Linked DNA regions of Homo sapiens: region 2 is linked to region 1. The links are chromatin loops, found by intact Hi-C in ENCODE. Cell type or tissue: gastrocnemius medialis. All regions are shown on one strand. Links, peaks and the distances in the headings refer to the core of each region. The heading gives the core; the rest is flanking DNA. Region 1 overlaps DPT (dermatopontin). Region 2 holds the start of LINC00626 (long intergenic non-protein coding RNA 626).

What was found. Peaks named below come from ENCODE experiments on the same cell type or tissue, not always from the same donor. Only the 100,000 strongest peaks of a DNase experiment are listed, where the experiment ranks them.
Region 2: it touches region 1 in a loop (2.5-fold over the local background); 7 of 110 quality-filtered maps call a loop at or near these places.

What each region holds. Positions count from the first base shown.
Region 1 is chr1:168,715,878-168,724,219 of GRCh38, forward strand. The region is part of intron 1 of DPT (dermatopontin); the gene reads right to left. Among named protein-coding and RNA genes, the nearest start is that of DPT, 9.2 kb to the right of the region's middle. In gastrocnemius medialis, for the core only: no CTCF peak of the experiment used is centred there; a DNase peak (open chromatin) is centred at 3,664; H3K4me3 peaks cover 573 bases; H3K27ac peaks cover 867 bases.
Region 2 is chr1:168,780,619-168,788,960 of GRCh38, forward strand. LINC00626 (long intergenic non-protein coding RNA 626) reads left to right here and starts at 6,323. Exons shown (of 3, transcript NR_024160.1): 1 at 6,323-6,610; 2 at 8,163-8,271. In gastrocnemius medialis, for the core only: no CTCF peak of the experiment used is centred there; a DNase peak (open chromatin) is centred at 3,392; H3K27ac peaks cover 460 bases.

The sequences.
Region 1 (8,342 bases), core at 67-8,066:
TGAGTGGGCAGAGCCAGAGCAGGCAGTTGTCTATGTGCATGGCCAGACAGCTGCTGGAATGCAACCTTGTATTTCATGGGAAGATAAGTTTTCAGAAAATATAATGCATAAAGTAAGTACCGTGTGCTGACTGGTGAGAGAGGCCTTGTTGACACACAAATTGTAACATTATCAACAAGTGGATTTCATTTATTCTTTTCCATTGCTGAAAATGAACTTGCAGATCTAACAAAATTAGATATTAAATATATTACTTGTCTGTCATCAGAAATCATCCGTCCTTTTAAATTTATTATTTATTACTTGTTATTCATTTATTCACCTAATGTATATAATTCAAATATGCATTTATTTATTTATTTATTTATTCATTCATTTATTAAACATCTCATACTCTACTACTGTTCTGTATCAATCACTTTGCTATTATGTTGTGAGAAGAATTGAGAGATGGGCTCGGTATTCGGTCAACCATGTAAATTAGCTTGAATTCCCTGTTCCCAGGACTTGTAAGAAGTTCTGGCAGACTAGAAAACTCAGCTATAGGGGCTCAGTAATGCAGGTTAAGGTGTAAATTGAGACCTATGGCTCTTTGATGATCTAGCTTTTTTTTTTTGGTATGTGCAACTGTGTAGTTTATTATACATGTATCTAGGTTTTACAATTTTCTTTTATTTTACTTTAAGTTCCGGGATACAAGTACAGAATGTACAGGTTTATTACATAGGTATATGTGTGCCATTGTGGTTTGCTGCACCTATCAACCTGTCATCTAGGTTTTAAGGCCCGCATGCATTAGCTATTTGTCCTAATGCTCTCCCTCTCCTCACACTCTACCCCCGACTGGTCCCAGTGTGTGTTGTTCCCCTCCCTGTGTCAATGTGTTCTCATTGTTCAACTTCCACTTATGAGTGAGAGCATTCACTGTTTGGTTTTCTGTTCCTGTGTTAGTTTGCTGAGGATGATGGCTTCTAGCTTCATCCATGTCCCTGCAAAGGACATGATCTCATTCATTTTTATGGCTACATAGTATTCCATGGTGTATATGTACCACATTTGCTTTATCCAGTCTATCACGGATGGGCATTTGGGTTGGTTCCATGTCTTTGTTATTGCAAATAGTGCTGCAGTAAACATACCTGTGCATGTGTCTTTACAGTAGAATAATTTATAGTCCTTTGGGTATATACCCATTAATGGGATTGTTGGGTCAAATGGTATTTCTTGTTCTAGATCCTTGAGGAATCACCACATTGCCTTCTACAATGGTTGAACTAATTTACATTCCGACCAACAGTGTAAAAGAATTCCTATTTCTTCACAGCCTCGCCAGCATCTGTTGGTTCTTGGCTTTTTAATAAACACCATTTTGACTGGCATGAGATGGTATCTTATTGTGGTTTTGATTTGCATTTCTCTAATGATCAGTGAGGTTGAGCTTTTTTTCATATGTTTGTTGGCCACATAAATGTCTTCTTTTGAGAAGTGTCTGGTCATATACTTTGTCCACTTTTTGATGGGATTGTTTCTTCTTTTCTTGTAAATTTGTTTAATTTCCTTGTAGATTCTGGATGTTAGACCTTTGTCAGATGGGTAGTTTGCAAAAATATTCTCCCATTCAGTAGGTTGCCTGTTCACTCTGATGATAGTTCCTTTTGGTATGCACATGCTCTTTAGTTCAATTAGATCCCATTTGTCAATTTTAGCTTTTGTTGCAATTGCTTTTGGTGTTTTTTATTATGAAGTCTTTGTCCATGCCTGTGTCCTGAATGGTGTTGTCTAGGTTTTCTTCTGGGGTTTTTATGGTTTTGGGTTTTTACCTTTAAGTCTTTAATTAATCTTGAGTTAATTTTTGTATAAGGTGTAAGGAAGGGGTCCAGTTTCAGTTTTCTGCATATGACTGATGTAGCCTTCTTCATTCTACCATTGCTCGCATCTCATCAGGAGTATACTAATCACTTTGTAAATGCCTGGCATACTTCAGCAAGCTATATGAGTGGAATGGACTAGGCTCATGATATGGTGGAAAGGTAGCTTTAGGGGCTGATCTACCAGGGTGTTCTATTCTATCCTAATTCTTAGTAAAGTAGGTGAGAGGTAATTTCAATATGAAGCTCTAAGAATCATAAGCAAAACTCATATGTGTCCAAAAAGAGAAGGTTGCCATAAGCTAGTGCTCTCTGTGACCTGTTCTCCTACCATCACTAAAATGCTGCCTTCCTCTAAAACAAAGCCCTTTCAGAACTGAGCTGGGCTGTGGTTTCCACGGAGTTGTTGTTCCATTGTTTTGGCTTGTCTTCTGTACTCAGACCCCTATAGGGGACAGAGCTCCCATGGGGGTAAGTTCCCCTAAGTAAAAATAAATGTAGGAAGATAAGCCGAACTGTTTCATGGAGTACCAGTTCTGAAGGCAATCCAAGTTCCACAAATTCCCCGCCAGCTGTTGGCCAGGCTGCTGGCCCCAGTGCCTGTACGGGAAGTGTGTGTCACTTTCTCACACACCACCTCAGATAACTCTGCCCTGTGAAGATTATTTGGACCCTACAGACTCAGAGCCTAAGAACATATAGTGAAAGTTAGATAACCAAACATAACCCTCCTCCTCCGGCTTTGGTTTGATTGCCTTCACATTTTGGTAGAGTCAGCCTGTTCAGGAGTTTGGTATGTGAAAGCATTCCTTCCAGAGCCGGATCTTTGTGGGGGTACCTTTTCACACTGTGGGGAGCAGATAGTAGAGTGGCCAAGAGCATTGGCTATGCTGCTGGATGGCTCCACTGTTCTTAGCTGTATCATCTGGGCGGGTTTCGTGCCCTCTAATAGCCTCAGTTTCCTCATCTGTAAAATGGGCATAATAATAGCACATATGTATTAAAGTTATCGTGAAGACCAAATAAGACAACGCATGTAAAATTCCTGGGATTAATAAATTGCTTATTAGTGTCATTATACTTATGTTTAGTCTACACAGTAATTATGAGTCTACTTTGTAAAAGCTGTCCCTTGGCTCCCCTGTCTCTAATCAGTAAAACACTGGTGGATTCATAGGCCCTCCCTGAGCTGCTGTTTCCCTAAAACAAAGCTCAATGAGGTTGGATGTCTTAGCCACCCACTTTGGAGCACAGGTACTTTAGTATGCCTTACCACTCTCAGGAAGTAGTATTCCATGCAGTGTCTGACATTGTTGTCCAGCAAATGTTTAATAGAAGAATGAGGGACCGAATGAGTGACCCGACTATGTCCCATTATTGGAGGCAGAATTGACTTTTAAGAGCTCATCACTCAATTCCATTAAGGGCCCTGAAACTCCCTCCAAGTAGTTTACATGGATCTTGGGTGAGCAATCCCTTTTCTTGCTTCCGTTCTCTCCCTGCAGCTCCATGATGAGGGGGCAAAATAAATATAGCTTTGGGCATTCCTCTCCTCCATTCCTCTCATTTTCACTTTTAACAAAGCTCCTTATTTAACAAGACTCACCTAAACACTGGCCATAGCTGCAGGATTACAAACACAGAGCTAGGTGAGAAGAGAGGCAACTTCTAAATGGAACAGGACTGGGGGAACTGTCAGGGATTGCATTGCTAAAGTTACTCAAACTCAATTTCAAAAGAGATGGGTAGCGGTCAAATGACTAATGCTCTGACTCACTTCACAGCACCTGGTTGTTGCTCCTGAATGGCCTGGAGAACAGGGCAGTGGCTCAATGCTCTATTCCGCTTGGAGGGAAACTACTTGGAGGGAGTTTCAGGCCCCTTCATGGATGTGAGTGAGGAGTTCCTAACAGTCACCAATACGATGGCTAATATCCTGGTGAATTGTATAACATGACCGCAGCTCTAAGGAAATAAGACTATTTCCTTAGAGCAGGAGGGCACTGGTACCTTACTTACAAGACTCTCCTTCCCATCTGAGAAGACATACTTTTTTTTTTTCTTACCACCTCTTTGAAGGCTGAGGTTCAATTTCAGTTTCAGAAACTGGAGTATTGTTAGCCCTGCTCCATCTGAAACTGGAAGCTTTCTAGAAGGAAAGTCACAAGGTAATTACTCCTCCTCTGAAAACACATTTGTGAACCTATTCTGAGAAAGTGGACTTTCTGAAAATGATTTATCTCAGGGTCATCACCCTGAAAGCTAAAACGGAAGACTTTCTCCTGTATCTGCAATAGTAAAACATAACAGCAGTGGGGTGCAGGGGAAAGAGCCCTTGTTGAGGAATCAGCAGACATGAGTTCTAGTCCTAGCCCTGACCTTTACATGCTTTGTGGAGCCTCACCTAAGGCACTGTGTGGAGTCAGTGATAATGCCTACAAAACTCTCGGCCAAGAGAGTAACTGGAAGAGCCAGGACCCAACTCAGATTCATCTGAGGTCAAAGCTCATGTTCATGAGCTCTCAAGAAATATAATAAATCTCTTCGAGATGGTCCCACAGCTCTGATTGGTATGCTGGACAGGACTTCTTCTTGTTGTCTGCATTCTTTACCAAGTCCAAAGCTATTGGACAGGCAGAATTACAGAGCATTTGCAAGGTGTGTGAGTGTCTGGTTTTGTTGGTGAACCCCTCTATACAATTTTAGAAGTTGGACTTGCTAAGAAGTTTGGACTTTAGGTGGTGTGGTGTGGGGTTGAGTCAAGTGATGAACAAGGTAAAAGGAAGCAGCACCATCTTGGTCAAGAACTCTCAAAATTTCATTAAATAGATAATAGATGGGCTGGTTGTGCTGGTCTTTTTTTTCCCAGCTTCACAGACACACAGGTGTTTCAAGGGCTGTTAGCCAGTTTCCAACCCCACTGCAGAGATGGACTATGAGAAGTTTTGCCCATGATCTAGACAAGTGGCTCACTCCATGTGGCACAGCATCCTTAACACTCCCAAATTTCTTTCCCGCCCCAAAGGTGGATGAGGTCTTAAATAGTACCAAAAGAGTTTCTTTCTTTTAGAGTAAAGCTTTGATTTTTGTTAATTCTATTTTCCCCAGAATAATTCTTTGAGTTGCTATCAGGCATTTATAAAAAGGCCCACAGAATTTTAGAATGTTCATTAAGTCTTTTGACAAATATTCACTAGAACTTACTCTATACCTGATGCTGCACTTGGTCTGGAATCTCTTCAGAAGACTGGTACTGATAAGTAAACACTATGACATTGGACAGGCAGAATTACCAGACACTGTAACTGATAAGCAGACACTATGATAATACAGATACTGGAAATAAGTAGACTGGTACCAAAGACAGAGGAGCAGAGAAATAGGAGAGTGGTTGGGGACAGTGGAGCAGTGAAGTGGCAAGGGACAGAGACAAACACAGTTGGGGGCAAGTTTGCCCAGTAAAAGAAGCCTTCAAAGTTCTGGATTTCTCTGCTAATTCCAAACAGAATTGTTCCATGACCCATCTCTCCCCTTCTGCTGATATTTATACCTACTTCTGTAAAACTAGGATGACAGTTCTTAACCTGACAGTATTACACAAAAACTAAAGAGATGCTATATATCAAGTGTAGCATAGAACCTGGCACAACGTATATAATTGAAAGGCAGGGGAAGTCATAGTTATTACTACCATGATGATAAAAGTACCTGTAATCTGATAGAAAGACAGGCTACATCCTAGTCACGAAACATCACTTTCAGTAAATATTGGAGCCTACATTAGAAATTGTCAGGATTGAACTTCTCCAATTAGACACTGAGAGGAGCCTCAGAAAGCACATATCAGAGCACAAAAGGCAATACCAAGCCTCTCCTCCTTCAAAGATCCTTCCTTTCTTGACAATTCCAAATCATACTAACTTTCCTTCCTTGTGACATGTTGATATCACCATTACACATTTCACCTAACACATACTGTCACTGAGTAGCCTCATGGGGCTACAATGCAAAGTTTTTGAACACTGCACCGTTTACTGCTCATCCTCCTGCCACCATGGTGGGGATATGAACAGTCTCTTTAAATAGTGTTAAGTTGCACACATTCTGCTCTCTTCCTGCCTGCATCTGGGTAAGAATTCTGCTGTCTTCTCCATGTCCAGGTTTTAAGTCTGCTAGTCTGTCTACAAGGTTTTAACAGTGAAGCAGAAATGACCTGCAGAACAGCATCTCTGGATAGAAAGACCTAGCACAGGACAGAGCGAGAATGCCTCCAAAAATACAAATTCCTCAGGTTTTTTTGGAAAAATACAGGCAGGAGAGGCTTCCCCTAAGGCCTCTGAGAAGATCTAGATTATCTTGTGAGATGCATTTATGTCCTGAGAGCAATTCCAGGTCACACAGGAATTGCATGAGCTACATTAGCATCACAGTAAATTTGACGTGAGTTTATGAATATCAATTATAATATTTTTAAACAAGAGATCTAATGCTATCTCCGTGTCTATTAAAATGTAATAAATATTCAAGACACTTATAATGTACACATAATATTTATAGACTGTGATTAAATTATATGTTCCAAAAGCAAAATGATATATTTCAGAGGCTCTGTAATCTAGCAATTTGGTTTTCAACTCCAGCTTTGTAATTTACCAACTGTGTGATACTTGTCTCCATGAGTCTCAGTTTACACAGAGTAGTCATGATAAAGTAATAATAAATAACCTTTATCAAGGACTTGCAATGTGCAGGCATTGTGCTTAGCACTATGCGTGCATTAATTATTTTAATTATCAAAACAATCCTATAAAATGGGTTCAAATAATGAGCTTCTCACCACGATCACCATTTTACGTATAAGGAAACTTAGGTTTAGAGAAGGTAAGTAATTCCCCTAAGGACACAAGTTAATGTACATATATTATCTTATTTAATTCTCACAACAACAGTTCTAGGGAGGTGTGTTTTAGTTGTGAAAGCTGAGTATTTCGGAGTTGAGACGACTTGAGTAAAGGTAGTAGTGGGGTCAGTGGGGCTGCATTTTGAGAATTGTTCTGACTCTAAACTTCATTAACTTTTCAATACTTCAAGATCCCTCAAAGAAACACACACACACACACACACACACACACACACACGATATCTTAACTCTGCAGAAATCTCTTATTGATTGAGAAGATTGTGTCCTGCAGGTTCCCAGACAGAAGCAAATCCCCTCCTGGGAGGAGGGAGCTTTTGCCATCCTTACAAGAGCAGCCAACAACCATTTTTGCAGAGCTCAAGTTCCCCCAGACAATTGATTCCTAGCACTTAGGAGAGTGACCTAGATGGAAAGTTGGCAAGAATCCTAGATCTGTCATAACCCTATTCTCCCACACTCAGCCTTCTTGCCCTCAGAAGTCATCCTTAGGTGGATTTGATATCTTTTTTAGGTCAGCACTCACTATGGCTTTATCCAGGAACAAAAATAACATCAGCATTTCATATCACCCACAGCACTGTGGAATCAGGCTGGCTGGCTCAGGTCCTCCGTCTGCCATCTGCTAGCCATGCAAGGGCAACCTCCTCATGTGTGAAACACCTGGATTCCAATACTGTTGTGAAGATCAAACAATATTAGCTTTTGAATAACTCATGGGCATAGACTGTATGTTATTCATCTCCATCTTCCTGGGGCCTGGGAAAGTTTGTGCTAATAAGCATTTGGTAGTGAATGAATAAACAAATGAACATATAAATGAGGAATACTCTATAAATCATAAATCACCACGTAGATCAGGGTTAGGGCCATAGAACCTATACTTATGTAAAGTTATGGATTTCTCTCCTAATTCCAAACAGAATTGCTCCATGACCCATCTCTCCCCTTCTACTGATATTTATATCTACTTTTGTAAAAAGAGGATGACAGTTCCTAACCTGACAGCAATGTTTTTATTCAGTTTTTAATTGCTTCAGTCTCATGGCCTTTATTCCTATTCTGTGAGGTAAGGAGGTTGCTCTAGATTGTGCCCAAGACCCCCTCCAGTGCTGGAATTCCACGATTCTGTTGTACTATATTTGTGCTGCATCCTTATATTTATTTTTTTAAATTTTATTTTGAAGTAATTTCAGATTTACAGAATGCTTGTAAAGACAGCACACAAAATTCATGTATACTCTTCACCCAGGTTCCTCTAATGTTAATTTTCATAACTCTAGAGTGTCTAGGAATGCTAAGAAATGCTAAGAAATTAACCTTGGTATAACACCAAACTGATTTCATCAGTTCTTCCACAAATGTCAAACCAGGATAGGTTACTGTGCAGCATTTAGCCCTTATGGCTTTTGAAATAAAGAGTTTACTTTCAATTTTTGAAATTGATCGAGACCTTAAGATTATTGAGAGAATGAAAACCTGATAAAAACTTCATTCTGCGGCGGCAAAGTGTGTCAGCCATCCTCTGTGCATGTTTTAGCGATCCTTAAGAAATC
Region 2 (8,342 bases), core at 186-8,185, 65 kb after region 1:
GAACTTGAAAGAAAAGTCTGTCTCGAACCTCTGGATGTTCCCACTTGCTCTCCTTCTGCAGAGAACATTCTCACTTTCTGAATCCTCTTGTTATTAACCCCTACTAACTCTTCACACCTCCACCTGGCATTGACCTTCTCATTCTTGTACTAGGTTACGGTTTCCTGCTGTGTGTCTCACAGATCTCTGTACCTCTTCACTTGTAACACTCATTTTATTGTTTTTGCTTGTTTATTCATTTTTCTTTTAAAATCCATTGAACATCATGGTTTTCTTTCACTTTTTTATTTTTTAATATCTGTCTTACCTACCAGATACAGCTTCTGTGGTGGCAGAAGGACCAGCTACATAATTTGCAGGACCCAGTAGGAGGTAAAAATGGGGGGCCATATGCTCTAAAATGATTAAGAGTTTCAAGAAAGTGAAAGCAGCATTAAACCAATCATATTCCACCTGTTTCAAGCAGAGGTTCCTGTGTGAATGCACATTTTATACCCATGAAACTGGCCTGTGGTGCAGGCAGAAATGTTAAGGAGGTAGTGGGGTGTGGATATCCAGAAAAGGTTGAAGTTTTTCAGAGTCGCTGAGAGCAATTCCTTCTTTCTCATATTCACTCGATAGATCTTTATTTGGTGTTTTTAAGTGTCAGGCACAGTACTAGCTGCTGGGGTTCGAGATCTATTTGACATTTCTGCCTACACCCTTTAGTGAGAAAACTGAGGCAATAAATTCATAATCCCATATATGTACCCATTACTTTCTTTATTCCTTCCCATCCTATGGAAGGGGTTTCATGCCTAGCATGCCAGACCAATTCCCTGTGGTTTGGGTCCCATGCTTTCCTATGTCCCATGCTTTCCCATTTCCTTCTTCTATGTCCTCAAACTTTTCAATGGGTGTTTTTCTTTTGGCATAAAAACATTTCATATCTTTCCAATCTTAAAAAATGAATAAAAACAAAGAAAACTTTCTTTGACCACCATGTCCTTCTATAGCTACCATCCTATGACTCCACATCACTTCACAGACAAGTGTCCCAAGAGTAATCTACCCTACTTTCACACAGCAATGCCTCTCACTACATACAAGCTTTAACACACTACAGTCAAGTCCTACCCCTCCTCCTTTCATTCCATGATGCATTTTGGCAGAAGTCAGCAAGTTTTGCTAAATTCAGCATATGATTTTGGGTTCTTATCTTATTTCATTTAGGCATAGTCACTTGCTTCCTCCTGCCTGAAGTTCTATCTTTCTTTGACTTCTGAGAACAACATTTCATTGTGTTTTTCCTTCCTTTCTCTCAAATCCAATTTTCTCTGCCTATCTCCTTTCACTTCAACTATTATTTCCACATTAATGAGTCCCCTTCTTTTCCCCTCCCCTCTCTTTCTTTCTCTTCCTTCCTTTTCCTTCTCTTTTCTTAGCTTCCCTTCCAATCCACAGGTGTTAATTCCAGGAGCACTCCCTCATAAACCTCCTGCATACTAATCTATGCCTCAGAGTCTGTTTCCTGGGGAACCCAGTCTGCAATAGTCATCCTAAATATCTCAATGTCCTATGTTCCCCTCATCCAGTTAAATACCAAGCTATAGATATCAAGCCTTATAGTATCTATAAATCTATTTTTTCCTTAATAAATTTGTTTTCTTCTGTTACTCTCTCTGACACTACTAGATTTAGACTCTCATTAATTCTCAATGGCACTATTTCCACCTGTTCTCCTTGCCTCTGATCTGTCTCTTTCCCAATTTATCACTCAAGGCTACTCCCAGCAGGATTTTTCCAGAATATAGATGCAATCTAGCAAATTATTCACTTCATAAGGACTTTCAGTGGCTTTGATGTCTGTCATTCATTTACACATCCAGTCAGTCAACACTTACTGAATATTCACAATGTTCCAGGCACTGTAATAAGTTCTGGGGATACAAAGTTAATGAAACAGAATCTCTGTCCTCATGGAGCTTATAGCAAAGGGGATGTTATCAACCAAGATGTGTAAGGTAAAGAAGCAGGAGCACAGAAGACTAACAATCTGGTGAAGAAAAAAGACATGAATCAAGTAATCAATTATTTAGGTAAATGCCAATAACATCTGTGATAAGTTCCACCAAAAAAGGTCCATTGTGCAATAAGCACTTACAAGAAGGTTTGACACAATCACAGGGGCAAGAGAGGAATTCCAAAAGAAATGGCTTGGGGATAAAATTTAAATGCTTCTTCATATTCTGATCCCAATCTCCCTTTATAGGTTTATCTTCCAAAAATTCACCTCATCTCACCTATGACATCCACATACCCTCCAGGCAAGTTGTATAGAGACTTCTGCATGTTCACGTCATCAGCCTTGTTTATAATGCTCCCTGTGCTGGAATTTCCTCTCTTACCTTGTTAATGAAGCTATCTCCTACTCATTCGATAAAAATCGGTGTAGTGATTACATTCTCTAGGAAACATTTCCTAATACCTCAGTATGATTTTGATGTTTCTCTGTTGTTCCTTAGCAATATACTTTCTTAATATTCATATCTGTAGCAATTTTAACATGACACTTAATGTTATGTATCACAACCTTCAACTTATTTTAAGTTTCTTGAGAAACAGGATCATGTTTGTCTTTACTATCTCCATGCCTAACATGGACATGGGACATGACACAACATAGCATAAAATTTATGACAAATAAATAAAATGAAGGAATGAAAGAATGAATAGAGTTTGCATGCATATAAGACCTCACATGTCTCTTTATAAGCATAATCTGAAACGTAACACTAAATTATTTCTACATCAAGTACAATAAATAAAGACTTTTAAATAAGCAGGTTTCAGGCATCCTTTAAGCTTTTAACTGAGAAGTGACTGTGTAGTATTAGATTCAGTTTAGTCATTTAGATGAGCTACTAAAAAAGATGAGCTAGCGGTTTTCCAGTCTGACTGTCTTGGTCACCTTATCTGATGGTTTATTTGATGATTCTCTTCATTTCCAGGCAGTGTATCAGCCAGCAGTTAATCCAGGGATTTACTGCGATAGAGTCAGAGTTCAAATACTGTATTCATGTTTCCATGTTCTATGGAGCACAGCTTAATGGGATGTCAGCTGTTACAGTCCATCCACAAAATGATGTTTATTCCAAGTGAAAAAGAAAGATAGTCTATGTAACACTTGGTTTTTAGTTAGAAAGGAATTGGAAATAAACAGAATTTTCTAAATCAAATTGTCAAACTAATGTAAATAAAATAACTCACTCTGAATGGAATTCACTCAACAATTTTGAAGGAATTCAAAGGTGACACTGCAAAACTATGGCTATTCTCCAATATTCATTACCAGTGGCTACTACAGCAGAAGATCGTCAACATAGCTCCCATCTTTGGGCTATCTTCCAGCAAGAGCCTGAATAGTTGTCTCACTTTCATATTGAGCAAGGACATGGAATCTCTGACAAACGAGGAAGACTTGGAACACTTAAGCAAGCATAACCTCCTGAGAGAGTAAGTCTGTTTTCTGTCCAGGAAAATCTTGGATAGCTAATTTACTTGAACTTTTTTTGGATGATAAATTCAAAAACAGAAACAGAATAACCAAAAGGGCTATTATTATCAAACTTTATAAACAAAGCACTTTTACAGTTTTAAATTTTAAATTCTAAATCATTGATTTATCATATTAAATTAGTTGTAAGCTATTTAATTTAATCCAATAATTTATTAAATTATTATTTAATCCTAAATTAAATTTAATCCTAAATTAAAACAATTGGTATTGTTGGAGGAGCTTAGGGAAAGTGGACAATTACACAATGTTTAAAGGTTGCACTCCTCTTCTTTGGTCCAATGGTAAGCAAAGATCTCCACCTGGATGTTCCAAAAACATCTTAACTCCACATGTCCTCAGGTAGCTCATTATCTTCCTCTCCAAACCTGTTCTTCCTTCTTGCTATAAAATGTTGGTTAGTAGTGCCTCTATTTTATCCACCAACATAAAAAAAAATCACCCAAAATCTTTATTTTGGAGAGAAATATCTTGCTAAACCATAAGTCTAATCATATCTCTTCCCTAATTAAACTTTTTAGTAGTTGTTCATTGTTGATAGAATAAAGTCCAAATTCTTTAGTGTGGCATAAAAGGGTCTTCAACATTTGAGCTCCCTCTTTCCAGCCACATCTGCTGCCAGGCTTCTCCAGTGTTAAAATGTTGTTTTTAAAATAAACTTGGTATGTTCTTTTTTCCTTCCAAAATTTTATACATGTGGCTTCCTCTGCCCAGCGTGACCTTTATCCCTTTCTCCTACTAACAAATTCTCATCATCTTTCAAAATCCAGTTAAGATATTAACTCTTCCATTAAGCCTTCTCTGCCACAATATTAACTTCAATGATCCTTAAGCAAAACCTTTCTTCTCTAGCTAAATACATAGAACTATAACTCAAATATTGGTCTAAAATTAAAATGCTAATGGGAGACTTAAAAGTGACAGAATTGAGGGGGCCTCATGACCTTTGAATAGGTCACATTATCCAATCAACTTCATTCTAATATACTCACGTACAGACGGGCAGCTTTGCTACAACCCCAAAAAGAGATGACTCAGGAGGCAAAGGTAGGGCACCAAAGTTATGAGCTCTAGATCCAGGCCGACTGGGATTATAAAGACTTAAATACAGAGCAAAATGAATATGCTAACATGTATTTATTTCATATAATAAATGTATCCCAAAATTTAAGATAAATAAAAAATTAGGCTGGGTGCAGTGGCTCATGCCTGTAATCCCAGCACTTTGGGAGGCCGAGGCAGGCGGATCACCAGGTCAGGAGTTCAAGACCAGCCTGGCCAACATGGTGAAACCCCGTCTCTACTAAAAATACAAAACTTAACTGGACATAGTGGCACATGTCTGTAATCCCAGCTACTTGGGATGCTGAGGCAGGAGAATTGCTTGAGCCCATGAGGCAGAGGTTGCAGTAAGCTGAGATCACGCCACTGCTGCACTCCAGCCTGGGCAACAGAGCAAGACTCCATCTTGGGAAAAAAAATCAGCTACATGAAAATTTTAATGTATTTTATGCTGTGTGACTCTCTTCTTTCTAGGTCCTTAGGTGAAGGAAAGTAAGAAAGATGGCAATACAGGAAAGGAACTAATATTTAAAGAATACTAGTATCTCTCTGTGCCATTTATATCTACCTCATTTCATTTAACCTTCAAAAGCATATGATTATGTAGATGCTGTAATGTTATTTCAATTTTACAGAGGAGTAAATTGAGGCACAATAATGATAAGATATTTAGCCTCGGCTGGGCATGGTGGCTCACGTTTGTAATCCTCACACTTTGGAAGGCCAAGGCAGGTGGATTGCTTGGCCCAGGAGTTCAAGAGCAGCCTGGGCAAAAAGGAGAAACCCCATCTCTTTTTTTTTTTTTTTTTTTTTTGAGACGGAGTCTCGCTCTGTCGCCCAGGCTGGAGTGCAGTGGCGGGATCTCGGCTCACTGCAAGCTCCACCTCCCGGGTTCACGCCATTCTCCTGCCTCAGCCTCCCAAGTAGCTGGGACTACAGGCGCCCGCCACTACGCCCGGCTGATTTTTTGTATTTTTAGTAGAGACAGGGTTTCACCGTTTTAGCCGGGATGGTCTCGATCTCCTGACCTCGTGATCCGCCCGCCTCGGCCTCCCAAAGTGCTGGGATTACAGGCGTGAGCCACCGCGCCCGGCCCCCATCTCTTAAAAAAATGCAAAAAATTATCCAGTTGTGGTGGCTCACACCTGTGGTCCCAGCTACTCGGGAGGCTGAGGCGGGAGGATCACTTGAGCCTGAGAATTAGAGACTGCAGTGAGCCAAGATCGCACCACTGCATTCCAGCCTGGGTGACAGAGGAAGAACCTGTCTCAAAATAAAAAAATAATAATAAAAAAATAAAAAAATCACCCTCATTTCCATGGCCAGTAATAAAAAGAGAAACAGAAATTTTAATACAGGAATGATTACTGTATTTCTTTGTGGGAATTGTGGTAAGTTGGTATTTCAGAACAGGCATGTAACCCCTTCTGCCCAATGACACTGGAGGGAAAGTCTACTGCTGGGTAGGGGTGGGGCTTTAGAGAACGGCTTCATGTTACACATCCTTCACCAGAGCATTTTCTTCTGAAAATCCTTTGTAGCAGATTCTATTAGCTTCAGGTAACAGGCAATTATGTGCTTTAAGAGAGAACCCCTCTCCCAGGAAGTGAACGTGATTGGCACACCAACTGGGGTAATTCATCTTTCCAGGGATTAATTTAAGAAAGGGCATGTAAGACTGCTTTAACCAAAGAGACATGAGGGGAAGTCTGCTTGAAAGGAGGTAGTAGTCCAGAAAAAGATTTTGTTTTGCTTTATGAAAAGGAAGCAGGAGGAGAAAGTATTATTTTTTGTCTTTAGATTTACCATGAGCATGTGATGCTTAGGCTACGGCAGCCATCTTGGTACCCTGAGAAGAGTCACCCTAAGAGAAGATGCCAGCATTCTAGGAAAAGCAGGGCGGGGATGGAGAAAAAATCCAGGGCCTGGATGACATTGCTGAGCTGCTGAGTTAACCTAGAACTATCCTAACTCAAGATTTCTCTTTATAAGGTAATATATTTCCTTATATTTAGATCATTTGAAATTTGATTTTTGGTTACCCTGCCTGAAATGTGGTAACTGATAAGGCTTTTCAATTTCAGGTTTGTTGATAGGGGTTTCTTTTTCCTGGTATAATATATGATATGTGTATACGTGTCTGTGCATGTATGTGCTTAAGGGATAAAGGAAAGAGAAAGGTGTCTCTATTCATCCTTAGAAAGTTAGAAGTTTAGTGCAAATTTTTAAAGTATAAAGGAAAACGGCAGATTAATTTTGAAAATAAGAAATTAAGAACAGGGAAAGGACAAGTGTTATGCAGTTGAATGGGCATATGCTCAGGAAGGGTGTGTGTGTGTGTGTGTGTGTGTCTGTGTCTGTGTGTGTCTGTGTGTGCATGTGTGAGTGTGCATATGTGTGTTCCCTATTTCTCCATATGTTTTATTTTCATTAACTGTTCAAAAGACTAAAAAGGCTTACACTGAAGTTATTGTGTAGTTTTCTGTGAGGTTCATGGTTAGGGCAAAATTCAAAGGCAATAGGAACTTTCAAGCACAAAGAGCTTCAAACGGTGTCCTCTTTCATGCTTAAAGCCAACTTACTTCTCCCTCGGAGCAGAAAAAGCAAGTAGAAGATGCCAGAATTGAGGAAACCCCAGAGAAGACATTTGTTGGTTATCTGTCGAGTAGTCCCCTTACCCTCTTTCCAGCTGTCTTTGATTTGTTCTTAAAGATTCCTGTATTTCCAGGAAAACTGAATTTTCTCTCTGCTTCCTATTTAGAGCACATATTGCCAAGGTTAAGCTGATAACCACATTTTATCCTCCAGCTATGATGATTGTTAAGGGGTGCGTTTGTTGCCAAAGCTGGTCCAATCGGACTAACTTTCAGAATGATTGTTGGGAATCCAGTGCAAACACTCTTGCTACATGAGATGCCATGTAGCCCTGAGATTCTGGCAGCCATCTTAGGACCAGCCTCAAGATGAAATGGATATCAAAATTGGGTCCTTGGGTGACATTGTTGAAGTACTAACGGAAACTTTACCTGAAGCTAGTCCCACTTCTGGAATTTTTAATTTCATGACCCAATACATATCATGTATTTTTAAGCTAATTTGAAATTTTGAATTTTTTATTTTGGTCATTTACAACCCAAAGCCTCCTCTGTGATGCAATCTGTTGGAATCATCTAGTGCTTTCCTCTCATTTTACAAATAAGAAAATGAGGCCCTAGAGGGAACTTACTTGCCCAAGGTCAAACAGTACATAGTTAAAGATCTGCTACAGGAAGAAAAGTTTCCTGACTCCAGTCTGTTCTTTTCTCATAAACTTTTCCTCTCACATGTGTATAGAGAGTGGTGATATTTTCTAGCCAGGCAGAAATTAGCGGAATGCCAGGCAACCTTTTACCTACAAACTAGTTTTAAAAAAAAGTATTTACGTGGCTACTGGGATTTCTTGGATGCGTTGCATTAAGTAATTTGGGGGTATATGAAATGAAATCATAGTGGGCCATTCTGCTTTTCTAACATCTCCTTAAGACTATATGTATTTGCACTACAGAATCTCTCTTGCAGGAGTAACACAGGCATGTGGAGAATTTCTCAGAGTATTTCCGCAGCAACCAACTGGCATGAAGAATACTTTGCTGAAACATGGGGTTCAAAAGCAGGTATAGAGCTCCAAATCTGATTCTTCCCCACCAATTGCATGTTTGCCTTACTTGTATACATCTCTTTGTGT